2 separate regions of the Mus musculus genome follow, and region 1 is linked to region 2. The links are chromatin loops, found by intact Hi-C in ENCODE. Cell type or tissue: heart. All regions are shown on one strand.

Region 1 (8,000 bases), 1.4 Mb before region 2:
CTCCTGTTCTATGTCCCACCCACCTTCAGTCCATCTGCAAAATCTATTCTATTTTCCCTTCCGAGGGAGATCCATGTGTCCCCTTAGAGCTCATCTTGTTACTTAGCTTTCCTAGGACTGTGAGTTGTAGCATGATTATCATCTTCTCAACAGCTAATATCCACTTAAAAGTGAATACATACCATGTTATCTTTGGGGCCCAAGTTAATTTGCTCAGGCCAAGGTTTTCTAGTTCCATCCATTTGCCTGAAAATGTCATGATGTCATCTTTTTAAACAGCTGAGTATTGTGTAGATGTACCACATTTTCTTTATCCATTCTTCAGTTGAGGGACTTCTATACTGTTTCTAGATTCTAGCTACTATGAATAAAGCCACGATGAACATAGTTGAGCTTATATTTGTGGTAGGATAGAGTGTCCTTTGGATATATGCCCAAGAGTGCTATCTGGGTCTTGAGGTAGATTGATTTCATTTTCTGACAAACCACCATATTGATTTCCAAAGAGGTTGTACAAATTTGCTCTCCCACCAGCAATGGAGGAGTGATTTTGATTTGCATTTCCCTGATGGCTTGCAAGTAAAGACAATGGCTGCGCAAGGGCTGGGTGGCCGGCTGCAGAGCACTGAGGCTTCAGAAGACAACAAGGGAAAGGCAGGCTGGGACAACATTTAAAATAAGTTAAATGACAAAGACATCCCTTAGAGATCAAGAGTTCAGTGTAGTTGTGGACTATGCTGTATTTAATTCTGTATCAAATATAGAACAGTAAGTACCTCAAATGTAGGAGATGTTCAGACTGCTTGCTGAATGGACCCAAGAACGATTTTATTATGTAAATAATAGAATCCAAAGCAGGGGTTAGGGTGGGGCAAGGGGGAATGGAGAGCTGGAGTCAAGTAAATTATAATAGGATCTGGGTAGAGCTAATCAGAAACGTGCATAGTGCTGCTAAAGGAGATGTCTGATGTCCCGAGGGACAGAACTATACCTGCACCTTCCTTGCAAGATGTGTATGCTGAAAGCAGAGTAGGGGACAAAGGGTTTCCTAAATGTACCGGATAAGGACCAACGTATAGGCAATTACAGTTTCTTACAGCCATTCCCAACCCTTTAATTGGACCCCAGGAGGAGGGTGGCAAGCATGCAGGTGATTCATAGTTTGAAGGAAATTTGGGAACCCTTGACATAGAAACATTCTAGAGAAAAGAAAATGGCACCTGCCATTAAAGAGCACTCAAAATTCTATTGGACAGGAGGGAGACATTGTGAAGCTGGAGATGGGGTAGAAGAGTCGAGGATGCAGCTGAAAAACTTTACTGAACAAACTACAGAATGCTGTGCCTAATGAAGAAATGAAGGGATATCTTGGGCAAGGAAATGACTTTTTACTCATAAAAATAATCCAGAGAATAAATAGAGAATGAAGAATGTTTCTAAAGAAGACTCCATGGTGTTTAGGGGGCATTTCCATGGCACACATAAGAAAGGGCAGGTTTGGGCATGCATTTGTGCTTCCTAGTGCAGTAGACTGCTTTAGTTAGAAATGGAATGGTACAGGAAAAAAAAAAGCCTTCATTTTGCACTTAAGTTTTATTGTCAAATAACACAGAGCATGTACTCATAACAGACTGCTAGAAATGGAGAGCTCATGTTTTTTTTTTTTTTTTTTAAAAGATTTTTATTTTACATGTATGAATATTTGACTACATACAAGTGTGCACTACATCCACCCCTTTATTTATTGTTATTTATTGTTCTTTTTTTTTTTTTTAATATGTAAGTACACTGTAGCTGTCTTCAGACACTCCAGAAGAAGGAGTCAGATCTCATTGTGAGTGGTTGTGAGCCACCATGTGGTTGCTGGGATTTGAACTCCGGACCTTCGGAAGAGCAGTCGGGTGCTCTTACCCACTGAGCCATCTCACCAGCCCGAGAGCTCATGTTTTTAAAAAAAGTTGTCATGACTAAGTATGGAGGTAGAGGAGTTTCTGATTCATTTATCACTGGAATTTCATCAGTGAGGATATATTTAACAAAGGGGTTGAACACAAATAGATGGAGAGATAGATTTTGGTAAATAATATCTAAAGAAAAAACCAGAAAAGGAGACTCGGGGATAGGAGTAGCTAAACTTTAGTCTTGGGCTGCTATGAGATCTCCAAGAGCTGAAAAAGAAATGTTCTGATTGGATTGGTGGGATATATATTTGCCATCTATTTAGAACATTCAGTCACGGTAACATTCTAGAAAATCTACTGTTGCTTGACTGTACCAACATTAGTAAAACGTAAGTTGCTGAGCCTTAGATTCAAGAAATCGCAAGGGCTGGGAGTTAGCTCTCTGAAAAAACTGTTTGCTGCCCAAGCCTGTGGTGTCTGTTCGAATATCCAGAATGCACTGAAAAAGTATGGTGTGTGGCAATTGTATTCACTTTACTCTTCAGGAGAGCATTTGAGTACCCTTAAGTCACATGGGAGACTATTCAGGTCTGCAGCTGATTGTCACTCATCCACTCTGATTGTGTCCAGTGTCTTGTCAGTAGAAAGACATCCCTTCCTACCCCACCTACAAGGCAAGGCCTCCCCTTAGTTCTAATGAAGAGGCTCGTCAGACATCAAACAGCTCCCTTCATCCTATGACCTAGGAGCTTGCCTCTGCAGTGTGCTCTCCTAACCGAGGAGCGATGTACACTTTAGTTGCATGTATTTTTTTTTTTCCTTACTAGAATTTTAACAAATAATTAAAAGAAGCCTTTAAATTAAAAACAAAAGCCTAATGCTTTCATGGTGAGGGCATTTACTTCAAACTAAAACATCAAGACAATATAGTAATCAGTGTCCCGGTACCTCTCTTGATTGCTATAACATTTTTTTTTTTTGCTAGCATTCTTTTTTTTTTAATTAGGTATTTTCTTCAATTACATTTCCAATGCTATCCCAAAAGTCCCCCATGCCCTCCCCCCACTCTCCTACCCACCCACTCCCACTTCTTGGCCCTGGCGTTCCCCTGTACTGGGGCATATAAAGTTTGCAAGACCAAGGGGCCTCTCTTCCCAATGATGACCGACTAGGCCATCTTCTGCTACATATACATGAGCTCTGGGGGTACTGGTTAGTTCATATTGTTGTTCTACCTATAGGGTTGCAGACTCCTTTAGCTCCTTCTTGCCAGGTCTTTGTTGGCTCCTGGGAATACAGTTACTTAAGAAATCAAGAAATCTTCGTGAGGGAGTTCTCAATTTTGGAGACTCAATGTAGAGAACAGCGAGTGCAGTTTCCAAAAGAGGAGCTAGGTTTTTCTCAAATTTGAGCCCGAGAACCTCAGCTACAAGAATTGAGTTCTACTAAGTCTCTTCTCTTTCTGGAGAGTGCTGGAACCTCCAGGAAGCGCGCAAGTGTCTTCAAGGCCCCGCCTCTCCTGTGGGCCCCGCCCCGCATGCTCGCCTCGCCCCATCGCGGAGTCCCGCCCCACCCCACCGGGGGTCCCGCCCCCGAAAGCCCCGCCTTGCCCCACTACAGGCCCCACCCACCTCACAGGACGCCCCGCCCTCGGTCCTGCCCGCTCCGGACTGACGTTCCCAGCGCTGCCCCGCCCCCTGCCCTTGCGGCGGTGGAAAGATGGCGGAGTTGGACATTGGGCAGCACTGCCAGGTGCAGCACTGCCGGCAGCGAGGTGACGCTGGAAGCCCCATTTTCATCCGCGGGAGACCTGGGCCGGGTTCTGACGGCCGGGGCGGTGGCGGCGGGTGAGGGAGGACGCGGGGCGTGAGCGACCTTCCAGGGTGATACTGGTGGTGTCTTTGTTACTGTTCCTCGGTGTAGGGGCGAACTTTGTGGCTCCCTTGGTTTGCACGCAGATCCCGAATGCACACCTTGCAGACTCCTCGGGGTATCCAGATGGCCTTGCTCAAGAAGCCCTGGTCGGCGAAGCGACTTAGATCAGGACTCCAGTTCCCCTCGGTCCTTACCATTGCCACCGTGGAGCATCCACTTTCCCAGGCTTTTTCTTGATTGATTTTTTATTTTTTTGTCTGACAAATGCGTTGAAGAGCATCAGTTTTCAGCAGTGTGTTCGCAGGTTTTTAGACGTCTTGGTGTTTCTAATATTAACTTAAGCTATTAGTTGCAGATCAGTAAACCACATTTTAGGAAGGTTTAATAAATACTATGGTAATGGTAGACCTTGTCATAAACATAGGCCCTGGTGGTATGCGTCAAAGTTCAGGGTGTTTAGACTCCTATAGCCGGCAAGTCCTTAAAGCGTCAGGCTCACAGTCTGTTAGATCGCACTCCAAATGTGAGCAGAGGGTTTCCTCATGCTGCAGCTTCTGTTAGTTCCTAACAAGGTCTTGAATGCAGCTCTTGGGTTTGGCCTGGATTCCTGCAGTAGGTGATGCCTGCACTAAGCAAAGGCAAGACAGGACGTGTTGTTGTATATGTCCTTTACCATTCACTCAGCAGATCAATTTTGTTTTTGTTTTTTGGTTTTTTTTCCCCATGTAGTCCTTTCCTAGGGAAGCTTGGCTATTTGAATTTGACTGTTAAGTTATATACATCTTGTCAGGTTGATTTACTAGTATGTCTAAATATATCTACCATCTGTGATATAGCTCATCCTTTCCAGTTTCACATATCTGTAGTGTTATTAAGATGAGGCCTATCTCTTGGACTAGCAGAAAGGGGGTGCAGTTAAGTAGGGATATGTGATGCTAAGAAATTATTTTAATCATAACTCTTCCTCCTGGGCTACCTTGAATGGCATATAATACTTGCTTGAACCCTCTAAGTCTCAAAATAGCAAACACAACCAATTTTTCCCATTGAAAGTGACATAATGGGCCAGTGACAAAGTCTGTAATCCAAACCTCGGCGTGTGTCTCAGACAGGAGCATGGCTGTAGGCAGGACCCTCATTCAGAGGCACTAGCCAGGAGTAAGACAGACCCTGCCTCAAAATCACAGTGGGAAGAGAGAACTGATTCCCGAAAAGTTATCCTCCACCCTCCATTTGTGTCAAACAAGAAAACACAACACACACACACAATAATAAGAAAAATAAATCTAAAAAAGTATAAAAATTCTGCAGATTATGTGTTTGAGTTTACATATTGACACATATCTCTAATTTCTTGGCATGAAATTGAAGCTCACAGTATTATGATTCGTTTAATAACAATAGTGATAGCTCACTAGGCGCTTCTCATTCTAGGAAAACATTCGGGCCCTTAGTCTGCAAGCATGATTACCTAGGGGGACCCTCTTGGCATTTTGGATTAAGATACCCTACAAGGTATCTTTTCTGGACTATTAAAGTTCTCTGTAAAGGACTGAGCAGTACTGTCTGGTTGCCATTGTGAAAGCAGTGTGACTGGGTTTGTGTAGCTTATGTGGCCACTTGCTGGGATTCATATATGAGATAGATTGAAGTCAGTTAGAAAGTGACTGAGCCAGGTATGGGGGCTCATACTGTATTTCCAGCACTCTAGAGTCTGAAAAAGGGGGAATGAGGAGTTTAGAGGCCAGCCTTGGCCATATGAGACCTGTGTCAAACAGAAAATAAACACAAAAAAGTGATTGTTTTTAATAATTAGTTTCTATAACTGAGGATTGATACTTGTGTGAACTTTACAAAGTATATGTATATAGACAGCATTAGTATGAATTAACTAATAAGGAATTATAGATATAAGTGAGATTGATACATACACATATATCTATGTGAGAGAGAGAAACATATATACAGCATATACTACATGTATATCTGCGGCTTTATTATTAAGTAAACTACTTACTATTGCTAGATTGATGTTAAATGGTGTCAGAATTAAAACCCAGAATTTTGACACCAAATGCATACATTCTGCAGCACACTGTTCTAAAAAAAAAAAAAAAATACCTAGTAAATCTTGGAAACAAAACAATGGAGAAAAATACCACCATTGTTTTTTTGTTTTGTTTTGTTTTAACAAAGTTACTAAGTAACATCTACCTCCCATTGATTGAGCCACTTTCCTAGAGTTGGAGATTTGGTACTTTTTGGTTAATAATGATTACATAGTAATGATATACTGGGTCATTGGAAAGAAATTTTTTCTTAGAGTTGGCAGCAGATTTTTTTGCTTAAGAAAACTAAATCAAGCCAGGCAGTGGTGGTGCACGCCTTTGATCCCAGCACTTGGGAGGCAGAGGCAGGCAGATCTCGGAGTTCCAGGCCAGCCTGGTCTACAGAGTAAGTTCCAGGACAGACAGGATTACTCAGAAAAACTATGTCTCGAAAAACCAAAACAACAAACAAACAAACAAACAAAACTACATCAAAATCAGACACTAACCAGGACCTACTATATTTTCCTCTAATTTTAGATTTTCTTCCATTTGTGTGTGATGGTTGTTCAGGAATATTTTGGTAAGTTACATTTGTATGTAGGATATGAAAAGAATTTTGGTGGTTGTCAATATGGAGTTAATTGTGACAAATATGATGTAAACCATAATTCAGTCAGTCTTTTCCACAAGTGACTACAACGCTGAATAGGAACTGTCAGTGGCTAAAGTTACAACACTCTTCTACATCATAATTCCAGCACTCTAGAGTCTGAAAAAGGGGGAATGGATTTGGAAAGTCATGCCTTGACTTTCATCCCTTCATTTACTGATTCAGTTCATAAACAATCTAGCAATAGTAAGTAGTTTACTTAATAATAAAGCCGCAGATATACATGTAGTATATGCTGTATATATGTTTCTCTCTCACACATAGATATATGTGTATGTATCAATCTCACTTATATCTATAATTCCTTATTAGTTAATTCATACTAATGCTGTCTATATACATATACTTTGTAAAGTTCACACAAGTATCAATCCTCAGTTATAGAAACTAATTATTAAAAACAATCACTTTTTTGTGTTTATTTTCTGTTTGACACAGGTCTCATATGGCCAAGGCTGGCCTCTAAACTCCTCATTCCCCCTTTTTCAGACTCTAGAGTGCTGGAATTATGATGTAGAAGAGTGTTGTAACTTTAGCCACTGACAGTTCCTATTCAGCGTTGTAGTCACTTGTGGAAAAGACTGACTGACTAGTCACAGTTTCTAATTGGCTACGCGTGTATGTCCTTAAGCATTAAGTTACCAGAAATGTATTCATGAATGTGCACTGTAAGATTATGTATCGTAATTACAGTGAGAGAATAATACCCATACTTTAAAGAAGTAGCTTTGAAAACTCTAGCCATAATTATTCTGTGTATTTTTGTGAACATACGTAAAGTGTCCAACCTATAATGTTCTCAAAATGGATAGTGCATGGTATTGGAACACAGACCTTGCAAATATGCCCTGGGTTCCACCCAAGGATTTGGAAAGTCATGCCTTGACTTTGCATCCCTTCATTTACTGATTCAGTTCAGAAGAAACTGTGAGACCCCTTGTTTGCATGCAGTTAAAGCACTCCAATTAAACATAGCTAGAATGGTGCATTGTTTATATTCAATTGCAGGTGAACACTTACGGTGAAAACATTTGAGACTGTACACGCCCCTTCGTTCTGTGGCTTCTGCTTGTTCTTACCTGAAAGTCACTACTGTAGTGTGCAGAATGCACCATAAGGATGTGAGAAGTTAAAACAGCCCGAGTTACTTCAGTTATCATTAAATGTATTAGCTGATTGCATTTAAATGATTTTTTTTTTTTGTAATTATTTAAGCCTTGAACACAGAAGCAAGGACTCTCATGGTTGTTCTGAGGTGCGTTTATTTTCTCTTATTACATAATTTATATATCTGTACTCATGTACTTTGTTTTAGAATTTGATTAGATTCACGGCTACTTGGTACACTAGATGTGACGTTCAGAATCTTTTGCTTCATTTTGTTTTTTGAAGAAAATTTGCTGTCGTTGGTGTTTAGGTGTTTATTCTCATAGCTTCCGGTCCTAGCCCTCCTCTCCACGCTGAGCTGAGTGTTCATATCCCGCTTGGCCTCCATGCTGAGGT
Region 2 (8,000 bases):
CAGCCTGAGGCATAAATTTCTAACCACCTCTAAGTCACCTCAACCAAACCACTAAGACCTTTCTATGGAGGTTTTAGGAAGCACCCTTTAGCACACTGGTGTTCTTGGGGGTGGGCTGGGGTGTGGTGCGTGTAGTGCTGTTGATGCCACAACTTGGTAGATGAGGCCAGGTCGATTGATGCCATCAGGGCTTTGAAGTATATTTTATTCGTTTTCTTGCTAACTGCTATTACAATGGGTATTAATAACTTGGAAGTATTTTAATAGAGCTAGTGGGAAGATGCATGGAGCAGCAGTATTGCCAATAGAGCCCATGCCCATTGGTGCCTGTGTAGGCAAGAGTCCTGCAGACTCATCCCTCTTGTTGACTCACTTGGTTTTATTTCATTCATCCATTTATCCATTTGTTCATTCATTCATTTATTTATTTCTGAGGCAGTCTCACACAGTTCAAGCTGTCCATCTTGCTATGTAGCAAAGGGTGACCTTGAAGCCCTGACCATCCTACCTCCATCTGCCAGAGACAGGGATCACATGCATGCCCCACCACACACTGTTTTGAGACAGGATCTCATTACTTAGTGCAGGTTGACTCCCAGCTCAAAATTCCCATCTCCTCGTTACTTCAGTTTGAAAAGTAAGTATCTTTGAGGATTGCATATGTTTTAATCATATGCACTAACTTTCCCCCTTAACTACTTCCCTGATCTGCTTCTACCTCCCTACCCCCAGCAATAAACTTTAATAATCCATTCTAATTTGTGCTGTCATTTATCGGATTTTGAACCATTCAGTTGGGTGGGGCTCACGAGCTACTTCCCAGTCTATTTAGAAGCTCGATTGTCTTGATCTGGCAGGTCCCACTCAGGCAACACAGCTGCTGAGAGTTCATGATTGTAGGGATCCTGTCATTGCAGAAAGCACTTGCGCTTTGGTCCTCTCTGACCACTGGGTCTTAATAATCTTTGTACCAGCTCCTCCAGGATGGTCCCTGAGCCTTGGGATGATGGAGTGGTGATGTGGATTTGTGGCCATTTGTGGTGGAGCTCTCCACAGGCTGTGCAACTTGGACCAGTTGTTTCTGTGTTAACTACCATCCACTGCACAAAGAAACTTTGCTGGTGAGGCCTTCGAGCTGCACTCACCTGTGAGTAGAGAGGAATTTATAGGGCAGCTTGATAGTATATCTGTTTAGCAAAATCATAGTTTTTGGCCAGATCTGCAGTAACTGGATTGGTTCCATCTCCTGTGGAGTAGGCCTTAAAAGTCCAAGAAGTGTTTGCTTACTCTCATAGCATTCATGCCAACACTGTACCCCTGGTCATCTTCTGCCATGCTGGTTGTTATTCGAGTTCACAGGGTTCACAGCTGATGATTTCAGCCCACACAGCATGTCCTAGTACACTGAGAGTACCAACCAAGTTTTGTGGGCCAACTTGGTTTCTTCATAGTCTGTGACCAGAATGTATAGTGTCTTCAGCAGAGTTTTACTGCCCTGTCCTGATATGCAAACAAGTGCAGGGACAGTTGTCTGTATTGTGCCAGGTGTCTCCAGGAAAACCCTGACCATCAGCTTGAGGGGAGGTGTCCCAAACCTGGTGTTAGGCTTTTTATTGACAACCTATGGCTTCTCAGATGAGCACAATCCACTGTATAAAGAAATTCCAATTAAAATGGTTTGCTATGAATCTCCACTCTCTCCTTCCTCCCTCCTCCTTCCTCTCTCCTCTTCTTCTCTTAAGTAATTTTGAGACAGGATTTTGCTGTATAGCCCTGGCTGGCCTTGAAGATGCTCTGTAGACCAGGCTGGCTTCAAACTCCGAGACATTCCTCTGCCTCTTCCTCTTGAGGGATAGAATTCAAGTTGTATATCACCACTGCCCTGTGAATCCTCACTTTTCTAATTTCATTTGATACTTCTTAAGTTGGGAGCTTCAAGACGAGTCCACTGAGCGTACATATATCACTAGGAAGACTAAGAGCCCCTCCCCATGGCGCTGCCTGGCTTTCAGGGTTATTCACTAGCTTAGGCAACACGAATATAACATGTCTGTTGGATTTAAAGATGGGACTTCATTTGTTCTGTTCATCCAGATGGAGGGTTTATCCTGAAGATTGAACCTAGGGCCTTGCCATGCCAGACAAGCACTGGAAGTGATACAGTTTAAGTTTGCAAAGCAGTTCTTTAAACTTGGCACTGCTGAGCAGCTTGCTTTCCCAAGCAGAAAAACCAAATCTGCACGGGGATACTGGATTGCCCAGGATGAAAGTTCCTTACTTGAGACTGCTGAGGGCTCTTAAAGGGAGCTCTACAATTTGCTACACTGTTTCCGAAAGGAACTGAAAGTGGTAGTAGCCATAGAGATTGACATTTTCGACAAGAATCCACTTAAGTGTCAGCAGAAATGAGCGTATGCAGAATGAGATCTCACTTGAAGCGGAATCTACTTTTCAGGCTCCTACTGAATTTGTGAGATACTCCCTACAGTGACTAGTAATGCGGAGTGGTAAGTTATCCACAAAACTATGCATCATTCTAAGGTCAAAATAGACCTGCAGCATTGAGGAAGACTTACACTAAGAGTCAAAGACATAAAAGAGGTTCTGTCCTGGCCCTGGTAGTGACAGTACTTGTAAAGTCCCATCATTCAGGGAGAAGCAGGAGGGTCAGATGATGAGGGTCACCCTCAACTACGCAGTGAGCTCAAGGCCAGTATGGGTTACATGAGACCTCGATAAGGGGAAAAAAGATATTTATGTACAAATGACATAGAAAACTGACACCCGCCCTTGGATTTAGTAATCTGTAGGTTAACATTACATTGATTAGACTAGTGGTCCACTTAAAAGGCAAACACTTTTGCAACTAGGTTCGATTCTTAAGTGGATGGACAAATTCTGGGGATTTACACTGGGGAGAAACAAACAATATCAAGTGTTTGGGTATGGGAGCGTGGAAGTGCTACGCCTGAGCATATTTCTGAAGCTTAATTCACAGGAAATGATGGTAGCTAGCTAGGATAAAACTTCTGTTGGGTTTTGTAATGCATGTGACTGGCAACAGAAGTGGCCAAGGACAGACCTACCATCAGTTTTAGGAACAACTTTGTGCCCATTTGCAAAGGCAATCTCTCCTTCCTTCCTGGAGTTTACAAAACTGGAGGGTGAACACTAAGAATTATTTCAAATCTAAAGCATGACGCATTCGAAAGTGCTGAGTAACGAAGGCACAGGAGGTGCTGGTGAGCATAGGGCTTCCAACTCTAACAGGATAACGAAGGAGACCTCTGAAGACCGTGTAGTACAGCAGCTGTAGCGTCACCCCGTCCCTCAGGAGGCATGCGCTCTCTGGCGTCCGCGGGAGGCAAGCTTTAAACTACCGGACTAGTAGGCTCGCCTGGGATTAAGGCGGTAGGCGGGGCTCTCCTCGGCCCGCCCCCTGACCTGCAAGCGTGCAGAAGAGGTCAGAGGTCGCGCAGGCGTCATGGCGGCGCTGTGTAGGTCCCACGCCGGGACTGCTGGGAGCCGTTTCTTGAGAGCGCTTGTCTTCTCCAAGCCTTTGCGAAATGCAAGCACGGAGAGTGGTTCCGAGAGCGCAACCCACGACTCCTCCGCTCCTCGGGCGCGTTCAGGCGGCTTCGCGAGCGCTCTGGAGCGACACTCGGACTTGCAGCGGAAGGCGGAGCTCCGACTGGTAAGCAGGCCTCGCGGCGCCACGTCCGCACGCCGGGCCGAGCGTGGGGAGGGGCTAAGCCCGGGACGCTGGGAGGAGCCGGCGTGGTGGGGCGGGAGCCCGTCGGTGTTGGGGTGGGGCTCAGGCGGCGACTCCAGGGAGGGGCCAGCGTGGGTTGGGGGTGAATTCTGTCCTTCTTGTCATGGGCTATGCCGGTGACTTAGGGATGAGGAGAGGAGCGACTGGAGCGGCGGGGGTAGCTTTCTACCCTTGACCTGCAGCAGAGCGTGTGATTAATATTTTCTTCCTTTTCCATGGCTTTTACGCTCCTGTGGGTTCTCTCTGCATACCTTTGTGACACATTCTGGGCCAGGTATCCATCGGGTTTGTGGGGCGACCCGTCAGACTTGGAGGAAAACGACTCCAGGTCTTAGCCTTGCCACAAGGCGGCTCGAGGCCTGTCACAAGCATCTTAATTGAATTGACACTTAAAGCTATTGTGAACTGGGCGTATGATTTAAACTGTCAGTGTTTCACTTTCCTTTATTGCAAGTGACCTTTTATTTTAAAAATATAGTTTTTTCCCCCTTTGTGTAAAACATTGTAAAATAATTTAGATACATGAAGTAGTGCAAATACAAAAGGCTGGGATTTTTAAAAATTCTGAGACTCGGGTATACATGAGGTTGGGTTATATAAGAAAAATCTGAATTTCCAGTTTTTGTTCTCTAGTGGGTATTGCTGAACAGTACACATGTAGCTATTTCTCAGGATTGTAGGGTCATCTTAGTTTTGAGTGCCAAAACTTTTCTTTGATCTAGTGATGGGAAGGACCCCAGGACATAGTTTTGAGATTTTTGCCACATGTAGTGGCTTAAAACACAAATTTTTACTTATAGGGCACTAGGAGTTCTTTTAAAATAAGAAAATGAAAATATAAAAAGATAACAAAAACTTAACATATTAGAATTGGACAAAACAAATAGAATTTAAAGAGCTCAAGAGAGGTGGAGGAAATACAGGCACTTGTGCACACACTCAGGAGTCCCATAGAAGCTGGAAGCCGCGACACACTTTAGAGGACCTGGGGTAGGCCTGGTGCAAGCCCTGTGAGTGCTTTCCAGTCTCTGCCAGCTTTGTTCATGTTGATTTAGAGAGCCTTGTTCTCTTGGTGTCTTCCACAACCTTTTGGCTCTTATACCATTCCCATCTCCTCTTCTTTAGGGCTCACACTGAGTGGAGGGATATGATGGAGACATCCCTGTTAGGACAGGATGTTCCACCTCTGAATACTGTCTGGCTGAGGGCGTCTGTATGAGTTCCCAACTGCTGCAGGAGGAAGCTTCTCTGATGATGACTGAGCAAGACACTGATCTATGAGCATACAGAATCGTATTAAGAATAATTTTATTGGTACATTGTTTTTCTTTTTTAAGAACAGTAGTATTTGGATTTACCCGAGGTCCCTCAAGCAGTGTTCGGAATGGGTTTCATAAGTCAAACCAGATATTGGTTGGTTACTCCACAAGCTTTGTAATACCAGCATATCTTGCAGACAGGACACCATTTTAGATCAAAGGGTTTGTGGCTGGGTTGGTGTTTATATTTCTCTTTTAGAAGCCTGTAGACTAACTTTAAAACATAAGGGTGAAGACTTTATTTAGGCACCGGCCACGTTCAGTGTTCTCCATGTTCAATAAGTAGGTGTTGTCTTCAGCAGTGGGCCTTGCTGTCAGTTTGTGGAGAGCAGCCTACAGTTTTGGCAACAGCTTCAGTTGCTTGAGGCTTCTCGTGGATCCCTTTGGCTAGCAGCTCAGTCAGATGTAACACAATCCTGTGACTGGAAGCTTCATTTTGTGACAAGAGATGGCCACATGGGACTCTTGTCTCCCTCATTATTTGTCAACTTCAATTAGGTCACCTTTTCATATATGTGTATGTTTTAGAAAGCTTCTGCTGTATTAGGGTCTGTTCCACATCCTTCAATCTATGGCTGTTTCTTCTATTCCCTTTCCTGGGTAGATCTGTCTGTCCCCTCTAGTCCCTTAATCTATACCTAGCCTACCTAACATCTGTGTTCTGCAGATTGTTGCTAGGTTATCATCGACTCCCATATCAGTGAATATATACCAAATTTCTCTCTCTGGCTCTGGGACGCCTCACCAAGATGATTTTTCTAGTTCCATCCATTTACCTGGAGGGTTTTTTTTTTTTTTCTTAAGCTGAGACGTGCTCTATTGTGTAAATATACCACATTTTCTTTATCTAGTCTTGTGCTGAGGGATGTCTAGGTTGCTGCCGATTTCTGGCTATCATGAGTAGCAATGAACATGGCTGAGCAAGTGCCCTTATGTAATGTATATGCCTAAGAGCGGCATAGCTGGATCTTGATGGGTTCCCATTTCCCGAGCTACTGCCACAATATGATTTCCGCATTGGCTCACAGGTTAGCACAGTAGGAATTCCTAGTTCTTCCCTCAGCAGTAGGATGCTGAGAAGCTTCAGTTCCTTATGCTTTGGGGGTAACTTTCCTCCTGTGGCCCTGTTGTGGGGACTCGGTGCTCTTTGGCTCAGGAGCCGCCTCTCCCATCTTCAAAGCTGCCAGTGACAACTGTCTTCTTACTCAGTACCTCATGATGACCTTGCATCTGCTCCTTTTTTATCTTGAGTTCTGTTGGGATTAGTTAGGACCGTCAGGTAAACCAGAGTACTCTCCCTGTTCTAAGGGCAGCTTAGTGGACATCTTACCCATAGCTGTGGGTTTCACATAGTAGTGGTTAGTCTAATGAAGGGAAGCTCTCAGATATGAAACAGTGGCCGTGATTCCTTTTCCTTCTGAAGACCGTTCTGATCAGAGTGTTCTGTTTTCTGCAAGTCCCAGGACACTTTATTTGCTCTGCCCAGTTCACACTGCATGGAGTCTCTAACACAGCTTAGCAAACATCATTCTGCTACCCAGCGAGTAGATGCATTTGGCTGTGAAATATAGCTTACCAATTCCTTTTTTTTTTTTTTAAAGATTTATGTCTTTTATTATATGTGAGTACACTGTAGCTATCTTCAGACACACCAAAAGAGGGCATCCGGTCTCATTATAGATGGTTGTGAGCCACCATGTGGTTGCTGGGATTTGAACTCAAGGCCATTGGAAGAGCAGTCAGTTCTCTTAAGCACCGAGCCATCTCTCCAGCCCCCAGTTCCTTGTTAATAATTCTTGGGAATCTTGGTTTAGTTGGAATAAATGCTTGAGGAGGAGAGCGTAAGGAGGCTGGGTTGCAATCTCCGCTGTACAGGTTAGGTTCTCTGCTTTGCAGGGTCTCTGCAGCTTTGCAGCATCTAGACTGAGGCACTCAGTTGAGATATTCTAGTGCTGGGCTCCATGACAAGACACAGCGAGGTGGCTTTTCAGGAATGCTTTTGGAATTACTGTCCTCATTAAATGGGTTATCAATGCTTTGTGGTGAGACGCTGTTCTAACCATGGGGTTTATCAGGTATCAAATGCATGCGCCCGTTGAGGTTGTGGGTAATAGCGACTGTAGAGGTGGAGGCAGAGCTATGGGACAGCACCATCGTAAAGCTGCAGGAAACAGTCCCCTAGGCTATACCACAGCCTTGTGTGTGCCGCACTCCTGCTCTACCTCTCATGTGTCATTATGACTTGCCTGGGCTTGTGTTATAATAAGATAAAAAGTGTCATTTGAGGGTGGGAGGGCATTGGTTGCTAAGCCTGCTGACCTGGAGAGAATTGATTCCTGCAAACTGCTCTTTGACCTCCCCATATCCCTTGTGGCATGCCCCTTCCCAACCCCCCAAATAAGTCTGTCTAAGCTATGACTAAGGGCTGAAGTGTACAATTCAGTGAGACAATAAAATCAAGCTTTTCACTGGAGAAATAGAAAACCCAAAACAACAAAAGATACTGTGCACGTGTCTAATCCTAACTTACAGGCACTGGTCATTTCTAATATGGTAGTTTGTGCCACATTAGTACTCTTTAGGATAAAGGTTTTCATGGCCTTAACCCCAATCTAATGAGCTTTTAGGTGGGCAAAGGTCTTTTTTTCTCTTGTTCTGGTTTGTTCTCACTATGTGAGCACTTTGTGTGGCTCATGATGGGTCCTCGGTAAATGTTTGCTGTCTGTTTACTTATTTTCCTCCTTGCTCTGACCAAGTACCTGACAACAAACAGCTTAAGGGAGAAAGGATTGTTTTCTGTTCATGGTTTGAGGGCATAGCCCAATTGGCAGAGAAGGCTCTGCTGGGCATCAGGAACCGGAAGCAGCTGGTTACATGTGCCTGGAGCCAGAAAGCAGAGGGAGATGAGT

What was found. Hi-C counts contacts between places; a loop is a spot of excess contacts. Peaks named below come from ENCODE experiments on the same cell type or tissue, not always from the same donor. Only the 100,000 strongest peaks of a DNase experiment are listed, where the experiment ranks them.
Region 1: it touches region 2 in a loop (4-fold over the local background); 3 of 42 quality-filtered maps call a loop at or near these places.

Annotation. Positions count from the first base shown.
Region 1 is chr3:10,346,917-10,354,916 of GRCm38, reverse strand. Zfand1 (zinc finger, AN1-type domain 1) reads left to right here and starts at 3,600. Exons shown (of 8, transcript NM_025512.3): 1 at 3,600-3,675; 2 at 6,365-6,407; 3 at 7,713-7,752. The coding sequence starts at 3,621. In heart, no CTCF peak of the experiment used is centred here; a DNase peak (open chromatin) is centred at 3,546; H3K4me3 peaks cover 1,490 bases; H3K27ac peaks cover 1,350 bases.
Region 2 is chr3:8,919,281-8,927,280 of GRCm38, reverse strand. Mrps28 (mitochondrial ribosomal protein S28) reads left to right here and starts at 3,424. Exons shown (of 3, transcript NM_025434.3): 1 at 3,424-3,694. The coding sequence starts at 3,485. It overlaps Tpd52 (tumor protein D52), which reads left to right. Exons shown (of 6, transcript NM_001025262.2): 6 at 1-751. Gm52601 (a long non-coding RNA gene) reads left to right here and starts at 3,709. Exons shown (of 2, transcript XR_003954436.1): 1 at 3,709-3,807; 2 at 4,898-8,000. In heart, CTCF peaks have their summits at 3,348 and 4,139; DNase peaks (open chromatin) are centred at 3,430 and 3,750; H3K4me3 peaks cover 1,732 bases; H3K27ac peaks cover 1,642 bases.